Regions from separate parts of the Homo sapiens genome. Here region 2 is linked to region 1. Evidence: chromatin loops called from intact Hi-C (ENCODE). Cell type or tissue: ascending aorta. All regions are shown on one strand. Links, peaks and the distances in the headings refer to the core of each region. The heading gives the core; the rest is flanking DNA. Region 1 holds the start of MAP2K4 (mitogen-activated protein kinase kinase 4). Region 2 overlaps MAP2K4 (mitogen-activated protein kinase kinase 4).

What was found. A loop is a pair of places that touch in the nucleus more often than their neighbours do. Peaks named below come from ENCODE experiments on the same cell type or tissue, not always from the same donor. Only the 100,000 strongest peaks of a DNase experiment are listed, where the experiment ranks them.
Region 2: it touches region 1 in a loop (2.7-fold over the local background); 8 of 110 quality-filtered maps call a loop at or near these places.

What each region holds. Positions count from the first base shown.
Region 1 is chr17:12,016,977-12,025,270 of GRCh38, forward strand. MAP2K4 (mitogen-activated protein kinase kinase 4) reads left to right here and starts at 3,901. Exons shown (of 11, transcript NM_003010.4): 1 at 3,901-4,025. The coding sequence starts at 3,911. It also overlaps a transcript of ZNF18 not described here. RefSeq lists an enhancer at 3,701-4,201 and a silencer at 3,738-4,617. In ascending aorta, for the core only: no CTCF peak of the experiment used is centred there; DNase peaks (open chromatin) are centred at 3,785 and 4,389; H3K4me3 peaks cover 2,539 bases; H3K27ac peaks cover 1,270 bases.
Region 2 is chr17:12,112,718-12,121,061 of GRCh38, forward strand. MAP2K4 (mitogen-activated protein kinase kinase 4) reads left to right here. Exons shown (of 11, transcript NM_003010.4): 7 at 516-643. It also overlaps the pseudogene LOC103156999. Among named protein-coding and RNA genes, the nearest start is that of MIR744, 35 kb to the left of the region's middle. In ascending aorta, for the core only: no CTCF peak of the experiment used is centred there; no DNase peak of the experiment used is centred there.

The DNA.
Region 1 (8,294 bases), core at 1-8,000:
ACCAGAGGCCAGGAGTTCAAGACAAGCCTGGGCAACATGGTGAAACCCCATCTCTACTAAAATTACAAAAAATTAGCTGGGCATGGTGATGTGCGCCTGTAGTGCCATCTGCTTGGGAGGCTAAGCCATGAGAATAACGTGAACCTGGAGGTAGGGGTTGTAGTGAGCTGAGATCATGCCACTGTACTCCAGCCTGGGCAACAGAGCAAGACTCTGTCTCAAAAAAAAAAATTAGTAACATCTTCTTTTATCTGAACCAGATGAAACTTTGGTTCTTTAATGGCATGAACTGGTCAAAGTTTCTCACAGGCCCTGTATTTCCAATTAAATTCAGTGCTCGAATGACATCCAGAAACCTGCACAGCTTGCAGCTCTCTGCCTGAAGAGGCAACATCCGTCACTGGGTGGCCTGGTCCTGAGCCCTTGGCAATTTGAGGGTGGGCGTTTTGCTCAAAGACAATTGCTAAGGCTATATGGAATATCTGGTGACTGTTCCATCCAAATAGAGGTGTCTGACCTTGTTTCTTTCCCAGAGGCTGAAATTGGGGTCCTAAGGTGAAATCCAGTTGTAAATTACTTTTTCTTTATTTGGAATGTGAAATGAAAAATGTATTCTTGAGGCTGGGTGCAGTGGCTCACCCTTGTAATCCCAGCATTTTGGGAGGCTGAGGCAGGCAGATCACCTAAGGTCGGGAGTTCGAGACCAGCCTGAACAATATGGTGAAACCCCGTCTCTACTAAAAGTAAAAAATTAACCAGGTGTGGTGGCACATGCCTGTAATCCCAGCTACTCGGGAGGCTGAGGCAGGAGAATCACTTGTGCCCAGGAAGCGGAGGTTGCAGTGAGCCGAGATCGCGCCATTGCACTCCAGCCTGGGCAACAAGAGCGAAACACCATCTCAAAAAAAAAAAAAAATGTATTTTTAGTCTAACCATTGACATATGTATCATAAAAAACAAGCAAGCTAGATTTCTCAACAAAGGTTCTCTAAGCAAGGAATACACAGACGTTACTCTTTCTCTGCAGCCTCTTTCAGGATGGGGGACTTTGATATTGCCATACATTCCTCTTAGAAATCATCTTAATTTGTTATTTTCATCTACTCTAGTGGGAAGATAAAATCACTACATGGCAGAGCCAGGAGTTTCAGGCCCATTTGGGGATTTCCTCAAGGATATCTTATAAATGTAAATTTGCTGGTTATTCATATGTATTGCTTAATTGCCTTCCCGTCTCCCCAGTGATTATGCCAGCTACCACCATTATTACTAAAAAGGTTAACTTTTTTTAAGCAATTCATTTTTCTGAACTGTGTATTAGTTTGCTAAGGGATGTCATAGCAAAAGAACCAATAAACAACATAAATGTATTTTCTCACAGTTATGGAGGCTGGAAGTCCAAGGTGTAGGCAGAGTTGGTGTCTTTTGAGGACACACTCTGTGGCTTGTAGATGATCATCTTCTCCTAGCTCTGTGTGTCTGCATCCTAATCTCTTTATAAAGACACCAGTCCTATTGGATTAGGGCCCACTCGTATGACCTCATTTTACTTTAAAGACCCTATTTCCAAATATAGTCCCATTCTGAGATGCTGGGGGTTAGGACTCCAACATGTAAATTTGGTGAGGGAGCAGAATACAATTTAGTCCATAAGAAATCATAAAACACAAATATGTAAGAGAAATGTGAGCATAAGAAAAAGTTAAAAAGCTCATACATAGCTTCCTCAGTTGGAACAAATCAAAGTGCTTTCTTGTTTTTGCCATATGCACATCTAATTATTGGCTCTTACTAGTTTACAATACCAACAGCAATGCAAGTATATGTCAGTTTTATCACAAACTCAGAATTAGGTATTCTTAAAAATAAGATTAGTTATATTTTTATTGTATTTCTCTTTTAATTCAGTTTCCCAATTTCCCTTAATGAATTTGCTAGGTTGAAGGTTTTCCTATATATATATAAATATAACTATATATATACATATTTTTTTTAATAGATGGAGTCTTGCTCTGTCACCCAGGCTGGAGTGCAGTGGCACAATCTCGGCTCACTGCAACCTCTGCCTCCCAGGTTCAAGCGATTCTCCTGCCTCAGCCTCCCTAGTAGCTGGGATTATAGGTACCTGCCACCACACCGGCTAATTTTTGTTTTTTTCTGTATTTTTAGTAGAGACAGGGTTTCACCACGTTGGCCAGGCTGGTCACTAACTCCTGACCTCACGTAATCCACCCGCCTTGGCCTCCCAAAGTGCTGGGATTACAGGTGTGAGCCAACATCCCCAGCCTTCTTTAATATATGTTATTTATAATATTGGATGTGTGTGTGTGTGTGTGTGTGTGTGTGTGTGTGTGTGTGTGTTTAAATTAATTTTCTAGTAGTTGCCTAATCTGTAGTGCTGCTTCTAGGATTTCTATTAAAAGAATATATATTAAATTCTTATTAAAGGCCAGTTATGATGGCTCATAATTAAGATGCCCTAGGAGCAACAAGAGCTGGGTGGGCTACTGATTTCCAGATGGGAATCTGGCCATGTTTATAAGACCTGGACTTGAAGATATTGGGCAGCCAACGAGGCCCATGGAGGAGAATTCTGGCGGGCTCTCCACTGAAGTACACCTACCTGCTCTCACCTTCAATTTGCCTTTAATGCCTCTCCACTTGATGTTTACGGCTAGCCACTTTTAGGATCTGAGCCATCAAGATGATGGATGAAATTGGGTTTGGAACAAGAAGGCAGGGCTATTTTGACCCAGGACACATTTCCAACATGCTGTGAAGAACTCTCAGCATCAAATAACATCTGGGTGGAAGAAGTTTTGGGAAAGAAGTCTAGCTGTAGATCACACAATGCTTCTAAATGGGAGAAAATGTCCAGCTCCATGGCTTAGATTCTTTGGGAAGTAGGATAACTGGCTATTCCATTTTAGGCAAGGCTGCCTGGCCAGAAACCCATGTCTTACCATTTCGAGTACATTATGGTTGGCTTACAAATCGTAGCCTCATAGAGAACTTTTTCTTCTTTTAGCTACTGTCTTCCTAAAATAAAAGTCTCTGTGCAAAGCAATGGAAGAAACCTCATATTGTTTTTTGGGGTTGTCATTTTATGTAACTTACAATAATGACTACGGCTCGTCTTATACAAGATGTAAAGGATTTGGGAGAGGGAATCCAGTGTGCATTTAGGGGAAGATGGTGATGTAGATAGCATATTTCAGGAGGCTGGGAAGTGTCGAGTGCTTAAATATATGCTTCTCAAATTTAATGGGCATACAAATTACCTGGTGGTATTATTAAAATGTAACCTCTAATTCAGTAGTTTTGGGATGGGTCCATGGACAGCACTTTGGTTAGTTCCCCTTGGGACTCCCCTTTCCCCTCAGAGAAGTGTAGAGGGTTGGGGTATTGGGCTTAAGAGGAGTTCCAGACTGTAACCATAGCTCTAGGTAACTCCCTTCTGGAAGTGATGTGTTAGCGACTGGAGGAGAAAGGGATCCCTGGGATCCTTTTCAGCTTTACTATTCTGATTTGGGGTTCTGAGATTCCAACAAAGTGGACTTTTGGGAGTCACAGACCTCCATGGGAATGATGAAAGCTGCGTACCTTCTTTCCGCACAAATGCAGGCCCACCTTTAATTCTGCAAACCACTTTAGGCCCCGCGGGCCCGCAGCCCTGGTCCAAGACAGCTGTCTGCTTCACAGGTCGCGCACCCAGAGCCGGGCGGTTCTGCAGCTCAGCATCTGGCCCGGGCTGCGCGTCGGGCTCTGGCGGGGGCGTGTCAGGAGGCGTGTCCGGGGCGTGTCGGAGGCGGGGCCAAGGCGGGGGTAAGCCTCGCCCCTCGGCCGTGCGAGAGGCCGAGCTTGCTGCATTGCAGCCGCCGCGGCGCCGCTCGGCTCTTCACTCCCAACAATGGCGGCTCCGAGCCCGAGCGGCGGCGGCGGCTCCGGGGGCGGCAGCGGCAGCGGCACCCCCGGCCCCGTAGGGTCCCCGGCGCCAGGCCACCCGGCCGTCAGCAGCATGCAGGGTAAGGAACGCGGCCGCGCCGAGATCCCAGCCCCCTAGCGCGGCAACCCGCGTCGTCGCGGCCTGCCCCAGCGGACGCCCCCGGACCCGGCTGAGGAAGCCACGGCAGCCGCCGGCTTCTCCCTCTCTCCCTCCCCGGCTTCCCGCCCCGCTCCCGGCCGCCTCCGGCCCGGCTTGGATCCGGGCTCCGGCCCGCATAGGCCCCGGCCGCGGCCTCTGCCTGCGCTTGGCCCCTGGGCCCTACCGGGCTCTCAGCAGGCCCGCAGGGCCCACCTGGTCCGGGACCGCCCCCGCGGCCGTCCCCATCGCCCCCGCCGCTTACCTGGCGCCCGCCCGGCCCCCGTTTCCGGGAACGCGCCGGCTCGGGGCTGCGGCGGAGCGGGAGGGGCGTCGGGCCTGCCCCCTGGTCCCTGACGCCGCTCAGGTAGGCGGCGAAGACAGCGGCCCCGGCCGGCGCCCCTCGGCCCCGCCGCCGCAGTGGGCCCCGCTCAGGGCCATCTTGGCTGTCGCCGGGCACAGCTGGAGCCGGACCACCGAGCTGACCTCGGGCTACGGGGGCCTCTTGGAACCTGCGTTTTCAAACTTTTGCAGGGTTTCTGTGCGCTGGAAGGGATGGGGGTGGGGGGCGGGTTGCCCAGGCCTGTGCCACCTGTAAGGTAGGTAGGCTGCATTGGCCTGGGAGAGGCATTTTGTTCCAGGCCAGGGATTTCTGTGTTAGCATTGCGTGCAGGAAGAAAAAAAAAAAAAAAAAAAAAGAAGACTTAATTTGGTTTAAATGGAGAGATACAGGAAATAGACAGGGGTCAAAGTGATACTGTAGTGTCTGGACATTTGAGGCAGCTCTGCTAATTAATGACTTTCCCCACTGGGAATGCTTATTAGCTGTGTATGGCTTTTGACAGGGGGTGTTGTGAAAATACCAGGCCAGGCCCGAGCCTGTTAGGGACCATTTCCTTAAATTTACTGGGGAATTTTGAGTAGTAATGCTATTTTTAAAACAGGGAATCTCAGAACTCTCTTGACAACTTTAGCAAACTGCTTGTGTTGAATTATTAACAGAATAAGGGTTGGGGTACCCTTGGTAGTCAGTGTGACCATGGTTACTTTTTGATTCCATTCCTCTTAAAGGGCTTCTAGCATTTAGTTAGGTTCAACAGACATTTATTGAATAGTTCATGTTTATAGAGCATGCCATAATTCAGAAAGAAGAGACAGGATTTTATTTATCTTTACATCCCTGTCACCCTCCCCATGAAATAATTTTAATATACATAAAAACCAGTGATAGATATATAGACAGGATGATGTCAGAGCTTAGAGGACACTTTCTGTGCAGGCCCTCAGATAATTCATTCAAATTGAATTAGTTATTGGATGCCCACTGTGTTGCACAGCACATTATACTGATGAAGTATAAGATTGACTTCCTGACTGTACAGCTTTACAATTTAGGTGGTGGTGGTTGGGGCGAAATGAAATGGCAAAATGACAATTTAGGATTGTATTTCTTGTTCCAGATGGGTGACTTACAAAGCTTATAAAAACAAGGTGATTTGTTTGTTTGTTTTATTGGTGGGGAGGCTGACAGTTTGAAATAGCTGGATACAGTGTGTTTTTTTGGTTCAAAAAATATTTATTGAGCATCTGCATAAAACGCTCATGCTGAGTTTATAGAGAATTGAACATCTCTAACTGTCCTCATGGAGGTTATCCCCCTGTGAAGATGGGGGAGGGAAGGCTATTTAGCTAAACATGAAAAATTACTAGTTGGAAAAGTAATAAAGGTAACAAGCTGGGTTTTGTGATAGAAGATAATAGAGGGCAGTCCGCTTGATAAGATGGTCAGAGAAGGCTTGTCTGGAAAGCTAACCCTCTTTTACCTGAAGACGGTTCTAGGCAGAGGAACTGTGTGTATGAAGGTTCCAAAGCAGGGAAGAGCTTGGAGTGTTCTAGGAACTCCTAAGGCAGTGGTTAGGACTTTTTCTGATGCTGTCCGTTCTCCTCAGCCCTTGTATGTTGATACCCAGTTAACTAAACTTTCTAATAAGCAGAACCCATTTTAGAAGGAAAAAGGACCTAAGACCTCTCTATGAATTATTGCCGAATTTTCTTTTTTATCAATATTGTGTCTAGTCTTGATTGATTCAGGAATGTGTTATATCTTGTTCTTGAAACTTTTTTCATTAGTCAGAATGAAGTGCTTGATATTCTCAGGATGTTGTCTAGAACAGTCTGTTATAAAGCTTGAACTTAAGCAGCAATTTAGGATCCTTCTTTTTGGTTTGTTTTGTTCTGTATCTTAATTGTGAGGCCCTTGAAGAGGAAATCTTATAAGAACCCAAAAAGAAAGATTCCCATCCAATTGTATGGGAGTCACACCTCCCATACTGTACTTCATCTGCCAAGGGTCTTCTTTTGCTTTAGATCAGACTTCACAGAGTGGGCCTTAGAAGATGTTTGATGTACTTCCATTCCTTCTCCCCCAATCTAATTATACTTGCCACTCAAAAAACTTCCTTTCTGGGAGTTGTTAATGACCATGCTCTCTGAAACAGCAGGATTCAGTTGTGGAACATAAGGAATGTTTCATGCAGTAGACATTGGACATCCTCTTATGTGGTAAGCACTGTGGTGGGCACTGGATAACCTTGAATACTTTTTCATGGCTTCATGTTTATGGCCCAAGAGTGGTCCAGGCTGGCCAATATTGCTTTCTTAATATACTGCTTAAGAACCAGAGCTCTGGAGTTCTGGGTTTGAATCTCTTGGCCAGGATTCAGATATGCGTTTTGTGACCAGGGGCAATGAACTTGGCCTTTCGAAGCCTCAGTTTCTCACTTGGAAAGTGGGAATAACGCTTACCTCCCCGGTGGCTTTGAGAATGCATGTAAGCCTGGGACCTGACATGTAGTAAGGATGCAATACACATTAGCCATCATTGTTAGTAGCGACAATATTGTTATGGTCTCATTAATGGTCCCTTTTACTATTGGTAAATGAGTCCCTAACCTCTCATTATTTACCACACAATTTCTTTAGTTCATATTACTAGGTCCCACTGTTCTCTCTAACCTGTTGATTTCCCCACTTTTCATTATTGAGCAGTCCTTTCAGAGTATCCTAGATGAGATTTTATTCTACTTCAAACTCCGGATCTGTTTTTTTCTGGATCTGAGGACTCTCAAATGAATTACAATGTGAACGATATGAAACAGAAGTCTAGCTATCAATTTGCTCTACTCATTTTTTTCATAGGGGATGGGTAGATGGTTGGAATGGGATTTATAGTGAATTTGATTATAAGAGTAATCAACAGACGTAGCTTTGGTTGCATGTTTATGCTAACAGTTATGGCTTCTAATCTGGCCATTTTTGCCACTGTCCCTCAGATAATAGGGAATAGCTGCTAATTTTGTTATTACTCAAAAGATTTGAGTGTCTTCACTCATTCTGACTCATTTTTTTTTCATGTTCATTCACAAACACACCCAACCTTTATACGTTGAGTAGTTCTTAGGCTTTGGTTCTTTGATGACTAAAGCTAACAAAATGTAGATCTGTTTGCCAAGTTAGGTAAGTGGTTTTATGAAAGTATATTTGGCATTAGGATGAGTTTGCATTTGAGAGAGGAAACAATACTCAAATTAACTACTCTGAGAAATGTTTTTATTCTTAATGTTTCATCAATAATTTGTTAATGTAGATAGATTTAATAGGAAAATTTCTTGCATATTAGGGCCTCATTCTGTGGAAAAGTATTATTCTTTAGTCCAAGAAATTTTAGCCAACCTAAAGTACGGAATTGACTTGTAGCATTCAAGAACCTTCCTAGCCATGGCTAGGGCTTTCCCTTGTGGCAAATCTAAAGCCTCGTGACTTTAGCTGGGTTAGTGTGAATCCTGTAAAGAGAAGATCCCGTTATACCAGGTAATTAATCTTAGATATGTATAGCAAATAGTACTAGATAGTATGGTTGGCATGTTAGAGAATAGCATATTCTGATTAATAGAGCTTGCCAGTTGAGAATTCAACAGCTTCTATAATGAAATTGCATAGGCAGGATGATTCCTTTTCCAGTAGTAGCTGTAGCAGCTAGCGTTCCCATAGCATGTAGTAATGTTTAAGAAACAAAAGGATGTTGAAGTGTAAAGAGCACTGGACTTAGACTCAGAAAACCATGGTTAAGGTAACTGCTCTGCTGTTTACAAACACTGAGATTTTAGGGAAATTCCCTAACTTTTCTCAACTCTCTGTTCAGAAATTTCTCATC
Region 2 (8,344 bases), core at 149-8,148, 96 kb after region 1:
GATTGTCAATGAGAAAGGGATTTGACATTCCTTATATTTTGACTGTTATGTAATGAATCTGGACTAAGTAAATGAATTTGTAAGCCTCTTGAAAACAATTTAATGCCTAAATTTCTTGTGAAAATTTTTTTTGATATTCAGTTTTTAAGCACTGGCATTCAGAAAATTGTTTTCCTTTCTCATTTTCAATAGAAGAAAACCATTGTTTTTTCTGTGTTTTATAAATATGAAGATGTTAAGAGAAAAATCAATCCCCATCTATATCTTACAGATTAATGTTTGTGAAATGACTTTTGCTGTTACATTTACACAATTATAGTTATTAAAGCTACATGTTTAAAACATGAATAATTATTGTATGTGATAAATGAAGATGTTTTACTTCTTATATATCTGAATTTAAGGACTTGACCACTTATGTTGTCTAAGGTTTTTCAATATTTTTGCTTAAAGTGAAGCCTTATGTAACTTAGGAAGAAGCTAATTGTATACTGAATGATATCTATGTCTTGCAGATATCAAACCTTCCAATATTCTTCTGGACAGAAGTGGAAATATTAAGCTCTGTGACTTCGGCATCAGTGGACAGCTTGTGGACTCTATTGCCAAGACAAGAGATGCTGGCTGTAGGCCATACATGGCAGTAAGTGTTAAGTCCAGGCCTTCTTGCTTGATAGTCATTGCACAGAGAGCCTGTGCTCTTTTGTGCTGGCCATTAGTCATACGGTTTTACCATGAAACTGCTAGAATATTTCCCTTACCCTAAGGCCCAAGCTCAGGTCCTAGCCTCTCCATGAAACTTTGCTAAATTATCCCAGTCAGCTCCTGTTTTCATTGTCTTGCTTTATTTCTCTTACTTGGTATTTAGCAGTTGTGGTCTTCTCTGATTATTGTTTTTTCATTATATTGAACTCAACTCATTAAACAGATGGTAACTTCTCAGAAAGTTCCCACCGTCCCTTAGTGAGACAAATGGGAAGCCTTGAGTTCATTAGCAGAATTCACTATGTATTACAGAGTCTGAAGCTGCATATTTTGAATATTGTTAGTCCTTTTTTTTAGGGGTAGATGAAGCACACCAACAAATGCAAAGGTAGAGGCCTTCAGTATTTTGCAACCTGGAGCCTCTTTTCCTGCAAAGAGACAGATGTACACTATCCATCCATAGATATCAAACTCATCTTACCCCAGTATATTTGCATACAGTGTTCCTACAGCCTGGATTTTGATCTGTATTTGAATGAAAATGTAGTGTCTGTATTTCAGACATTTCCCTAGGTGTTAATGTCTTTCTTCAATGTTGCCATGGTTCTTTGGGGACCAGCACACTACTAAATGTGACACATAAGGTTTTGTGGTTGTTTCTTGAGGCCTCCCTGCCAGCAGCATTTCTTTCCATCTTTGTAGACTGTTTTAAACTAAAGATAAGCTTAGAATTGAATAAAATTGTTCTTTCTTGGTTTCCTCCTTGATATATATGTTTTCAAACCTAGTGCTATAAATAATAAAAAAGTAAGAGTCACAGGCTAGATATTATAGGTGTTCTAGATTATTTATGAATGGATAGGCTTAGTGCTACTACAAATTCAACTTACTGCATTTTTCAATCCTCTTTTGGTTTTGTTATATCTTCCCATATCACTTTTTCTTCAGATGAACATGTAAAAGCGGTGTGTGTGTGTGTGTGTGTGTGTGTGTGTAGACACCTAACCTGTGTGGTAAGACCTTTTAAACTTTTGGTTTTGTGGATGTTGACTGGCTGGGCAGATTTCTTGACTCAGTTTGGAAGATCATTTGTTTATCGTGATAACTAGGGATAAATGGCACAATAGTTTCAAAGGCAAGAAATAAAAAAAATTAGACATGGAGTATTTGGGAAATGTGATTTACATATTTATTAAGGATACCCCGAGAATGAACTGAAATTGTTATTTACAGTTTTAGGGCTTGTCTCGATACTAACAGTGACTAAATGTTTTTGTTGTGTGACACTGACTAAGAATTATATTTGATTGAAGCAGGCTTTGAAAATGCAATTGCAGCCCAGATAAAGTAGAATATTTTGAATTCAGCTTTCTAAGAAAGACTCAGACTTTCTTTAAAACAGACTTTCGTCATTCTTGTGCAGAGATATGCTTTGCAGGCCCAGGAGATGTAAGACTTCTGTTTTCTTGCTGACCTTCATCTGTGGAACACAAAGGCTGATAAACTCTTGGCCTCTAATCTTTACTGGACCAGATGAAATTCTTCTGTCCATTCTCATCTTTCAAAGCCTGTTATAGATAGACAAGAACTCAATCAATGTTAATTTTAAAAGGCTTCAAGTGGTTTGACTTTTCTTCAAATATTGACAAAACCTATTGGAGGTATATCATTTTATTTGAGATTTATAGTTGTCTTTAGTCTACAGGACTTAGGATTACTCATTAGATTGTGCAACATAAAAAAGTAAATAAAATGTAGAGTTTACACATAAATTTTCCTGTAAACCGATTTCTTGTAAACATTTTCCCAACTCCATACCCTCATGTAGGTACACAGTCTTATGTTGCTTAACCGTGGGAATATGTTCTGAGAAGTGTGTTGTTAGGCAATTTTGTTGTGCAAAATCATAAGTGTACTTACACAAACCTAGATGGTATAGCCTACTACACACATAGGCTATATGGTACAGCCTGTTGCTTCTAGACTACAAGCCTATACAGCATGTTACTGTACTAAATACTGTAGGTAATTATATCACAACAGCAACTATTTGTGTGTCTAAATATAGAAAAGGTACGGTCAAAATATGGTATAAAGGAGGTAGAGGTGACGGGCCGGAGAAAGATGGAAGACTACCAGGCTGCGGAGGAGACTGCTTTTGTTGTTGATGAAGTGAGCAAATTGTAAAAGAGGCTATAGAAAGCACAATTGGTGGTTAACGCTTATTAACACAGCAAAGTGAACCAGTGGAACACAAATGTAGTAGAACAAACTTCAAGCCAACTCACCAAGCTGGGAAAACCACTTAAATACATTGTGACCTGTGTAATTATGCAAAAGAATGGAGCTGGATTACACATGGCAAGTTCCTGCTTCTGGGACAGCTCTGCTGACAGGAGCTGCACTGTGCGATGGGAGAATAAAACCATGTACTGCATCGTCGGCACCTTTGGACTGTGTATTGGACCTCCTAGTCCAGCCTGTGACCTTCCTCCGGTAGTTCATCTTCTAACACCAGCTATGAATTGAGTGAACTCTTTTCTCGTTCTTTTTAAGTCTGTTTTGTGGCACTCTAAAAATGCAGAGAAAAAAACCAAATGACCGCACTGTTACATGAACTGTGCACTGAAGTCAGATGAGTATCCCTGTAGGTCGCCTGCAGCCTGCATTGCCACTTGTAACTCTGAATATTTCTTTTCAAAGGTGCTAAAATCTGAAATCTGCTGGTGTGAAACTTGCTATACTGTCTGAAATGATTCAAATACACTAATTTTCCATACTTTATACTTTTGTTAGAATAAATTATTCAAATCTAAAAAAATATGGTATAAAAAATAAAGAATGGTTCACTGGTATAAGGCACTAATCATGAATGGAGCTTACAGGACTAGAAGTTGTTCTGGATGAGTCAGTGAGTGAGTGGTAAGTGAATTTGCAGGCCTAGGATGCTACTGTAGACTTTATAAACACTGTACACTTAGGCTACATGACATTTATAAAAATTTTTTTCTTCAGTAATAAATTAACCTGAGTGTACTGTAACTTTTTTACTTTATACACTTTTTAATTAAAAAAAATTTTTTTTACTTTTTTGTATTAACACTTAGCTTAAAACACAAACACACTGTACAGCCGTACAAAAATATTTTCTTTCTTTGTATCTTTATTCCGTAAGGCTATTCTGTTTACTTGTTTATTCTTTTTAAACTTTTTTGTTAAAAACTAAGACATCATTCTAGGCCTATACATGGGCGCGATCAATCACTGTCTTCTACATCCACATCTTGCCCCACTGGAAGGTCCTCAGGGGCAGTAACACGCAGGGAGCTGTCATCTCCTATGATATCAATGCCTTCTTTGTAATACCTCCTGAAAGACCTGCCAGAAGCTGTTGATAACTTTTTTTTAAATAAGTAGAAGGACATCAAGTATAGTGTACTGTACATAATTGTATGTGCTATACTTTTAAATGACTGGCAGTGCAATAGGTTTGTTTAAAACAGCATCACCACGAGCGCGAGTAATGTGTCACTCTACGTTATGAGGGCTATGGTGTCATTAGGAGATAGGAATTTTTCAGCTCCATTATAACCTTATGGGACAACCTTTGTATATGTGGTCTGTCGTTCACCAAAATGTTGTTTTGCAGCACGAGACAATTTCTGTATGTGGGTATGGATGTGCCAAACCACCTGAAAGTTAGTTGCAGATATCATGCATTTTATTCTAAACACTTCAGTGCATATCTCCCAAGAAAAAGACCATTCTTCTACATAACCACGATATCATTACCACACCTAAAAAAAACAAACAAGAATGTCATCTTTGAGCATCCCCATTCCAAAAATGCAAAGCCCGAAATGCTCCCAAATATGAAACGTTACCAACACTAGTGTGACCCAAGTGGAAAATTCACCTGACCTTATGCGATGGGTCACATTCAAAATGCAGGTGCACCACATCTTGTTGATTCAGTGTTCCCAAGGTAAAAAAAAAAAGACCCTTGTGGCCCCCTTTAGCTGCAATATATCTTTTCCACACATGCCCAGATTTTCCCCACATAAGCATGCCTACAAAGGGTAATAAAATGGCATGTATGCAGGCAAGATGTGCTAATGACAGGTTCCACACTATACCTCACATGGGGCCAAGACCTACCTGCATTACTCACTGTATTTTTTTTTGTTTTTTTTGCTCATTTTTTGCTCAGTAGCTTAAAGTTAATGTTGAAAATGTCAAAGAGGCCTGCAGATACCCCTAGAGAGACAGCAGTTTGTTAAAGGGGATAAAGGGGAAGTGTTTATGTTTATAGCACAGAAAGTCAAGCTGTTAGAGAAACTGGACAATGGTGTAAATGTGAAATGTCTTACAGAAAAGTGTGGTGTTCGTATGAGCACCATATATGACCTGAAGAAACAGAAGGAGAAACTGCTGAAGTTCTGTGCTGAAAGTGATGAACAAAAGTTACTGAAAAATAGAAAAACACCACATAATAGCTAAAAATGAAGATCTTGGTAATGTATTAAAAGAGTGGATCTGTCAGACTCACAGTGAACACATGCCATTTGATGGTATGCTCATCATGAAATGAACATCTATCATGAAGAACTGAAAATTGAAGGGAACTGTGAAGATTCAACAGACTGGTTATAGAAATTTAAGAAAAAACATAGCATTAACTTTTTAAAGATTTATGGTGATAAAGCATCTGCTGATCATGAAGCAGTGGAGAAATTCATTGATGAATTCGCCAGGGTTATTGATGATGAAAATTCAACATCAGAACAGGTATAATGCTGATGAAACATCACTGTTTTGGCATGATTACCCCAGAAAGACACTACAGCTGATGAGACAGCCCCTGCAAGATTTAAGGATGCCAAGAGCAGAAAAACTGTGACGGGATGTATTAATGCAGTAGGCCCGTATAGGTATAAATCTATAGGAGGCAAAAGCTTGCATCCTTCCTGTTTTCAAGAAGTGAATGTCTTACCAGTCCATTATTATACTAATCAAAAGGCCTGGATCACTCGGGATACCTTTTCTGATTGGTTTCATAAACATTTTGTACCAGTGCCTTATGCTTATTGCAGGGAAGCTGGACTGAAAGAAGAGTGAAAGATTTTGTTATCCATTGATAACTGTTCTGCTTATGCTGCAACCGAAATTCTCATAAAAAATAATGTTTATGCCATGTACTTTCACCCAAATGCGACTTCATTAATTCAGCCATGTGACCAGGATATCCTTAGATCAGTGAAGGGTAAATATAAAAACACTGTCTTGAACATCATGCTAGCAGCAGTGAACAGAGGTGTGGGTGTGGAAGGTTTTCAGAAGGCGTTTAGCATGAAGGATGTCATACATGCTGTTGCCAGCACTTGGCCAACAGTGACTAAGACACAGTCATGCCTGCTTGGCATAACCTCTGGCCTGTGACTATTCAGTGATGATGATGATGATGAACAAGGTAGTGACTTGGATGGATTCCATATGTTAAAGTGAGAAAAAAATGATATCTGACCTCCTTTTATATGCAAAAAATACATCTTTAGAGTCTGTCAGTAAACGGAAAGAAGGGGATATTAAAGAAGTTTTTATTATCAAATTAATGAAGCTTCAGTTTTTCATTTATTGACTAATGATGAAATAGCTGAAATGGTTCTGAATCAAGGTAAATGTGATATTTAGTGATAATGAGGATGATGTTAACAACGAGGAAGAAATGCCCATAGACAAAGTGCACATTCTGCATATCAAAAGAAACTATCAACAGAGTAAACAGATAATCTGCAGAATGGGAGAAAATATTTACAAATAACTATGTGTCTCACAAAGTTCTAATATTCAGCATCTATAAGGAACTTAAATTTATAAGAAAGAAAACAACCTCATTAAAAAGTGGGTAAGGACGTGAACAGACACTTTTCAAAAGAAGACATGCATGCATCCAACAAGCATATGAAAAACACAATGTCACTGATTATTGGAGAAATGCAAATCAAAACCACAATGAGATACATCTCACACCAGTCAGAATGGCTGTTAAAAAATGTCAAAACAACAGATGCTGGTGAGGTTATGGAGAAAAGGGAATACTTATATACTGTTGGTGGAAATGTAAATTAATTCAACCATTGTGGAAAGCAGTGTGGTGATTCCTCAAAAAGCTAAAAACAGAATTGTCATTCAACCCAGCAGTTCCATTACTGGAAATGGGTATATACCAAAAGGAATAGAAGTCATTCTGTCATAAAGACACATACACACATATGTTCATTGCAGCACTATTCACAATAGCAAAGACATGTAATCAACCTAAATGTCCATCAGTGGAAGACTGGATAAAGAAAATGTGGTACATATACACTGTGGAATACTCTACAGCCATAAAAAAGAATGAGAGCATGTCCTTTGTGGGAACATGGATGGAGCTGTAGGCCATCCATTAATATCTAAGGATACTTACTTAGCAAACTAATGCAGGAACAGAAAATCAAATACCACATGTTCTCTTAAGTGGGAGCTAAATGATGAGAACACATGGACACAAAGAGCAACAAAACAGACACTGGGGCCTACTTGAGTGTGGGAGGTGGGAGAGGATCAGAAAAAATAACTATTGGGTACTAGGCTTAGTAACTGGGTGACCAAATGGTCTGTACAACAGACCTCTGTGGCATGAGTTTACCTATATAACAAACCTGCATGTGTAATCCTGGGCCTAAAGTAAAAGTTTAAAAAAAATAAAAATTAGGCCGGGCGCGGTGGCACATGCCTGTAATCCCAGCACTTTGGGAGGCCAAGGTAGGCGGATCACTTGAAGCCAGGAATTCAAGACCAGCCTGGCCAACATGTGAAACCCCATCACTACTAAAAATACAAAAATTAGCCAGGCACAGTGGCACATGCCTGTAATCCCAGCTAGTCAGGAGGCTGAGGCATGAGAATTGCTTGAACCCAGGAGGCAGAAGTTGCAGTGAGCTGAGGTTGTGCCACTACACTTCAGCCTGGGCAACAGAGCAAGATTCTGTCTCAAAAAACATATATATAAATAAAAAGGAAAAAAACTAAAAAAAGTTTTAAAGAAAATGGAAACAAGCTCCCTCATTCCCCCCCCCATAAAAAAGAAAAAATGCTCTTGATGAAAATGTGTAATGGACTCATTAAAGGATTAGAGCAGTATGCATTCATAACACAAGAAGAAATCATGTCAGTTTATAAAACTGAAGAGAGACTCCTAAGACAAAAACCATTGTTAATGAGGCAGTTGACTAGGGAGGAAACATTTTACAAAGCCATCTAGCAGAATGCCTCCTCATTACTAGAGGACCCACTTCTGGCCCCTCAAATGCTTCTGATGTTTCTTCTCACCTAAAAAAATAAAATACAGTGTACAATAGCCTTTTAATCAAAACACAGCATCGTAGTTGGAGGTTGAAAGCTTGTAGCTGTTTGTTGTAGCTGCTGTTTAACAGTTGATGCAGGTATTCTGGCGATGCTACTGTGCTGCTTAGTTCCCCAGAACTCATTGTTTTTCACTGTATTGATACGTCATATTTTTTACTGTTAAGTATTTGTGTGAACAAGTGTAAGACAATGATTGCCTATTAATAGCATGTAAATTCCGAGTCCGGAA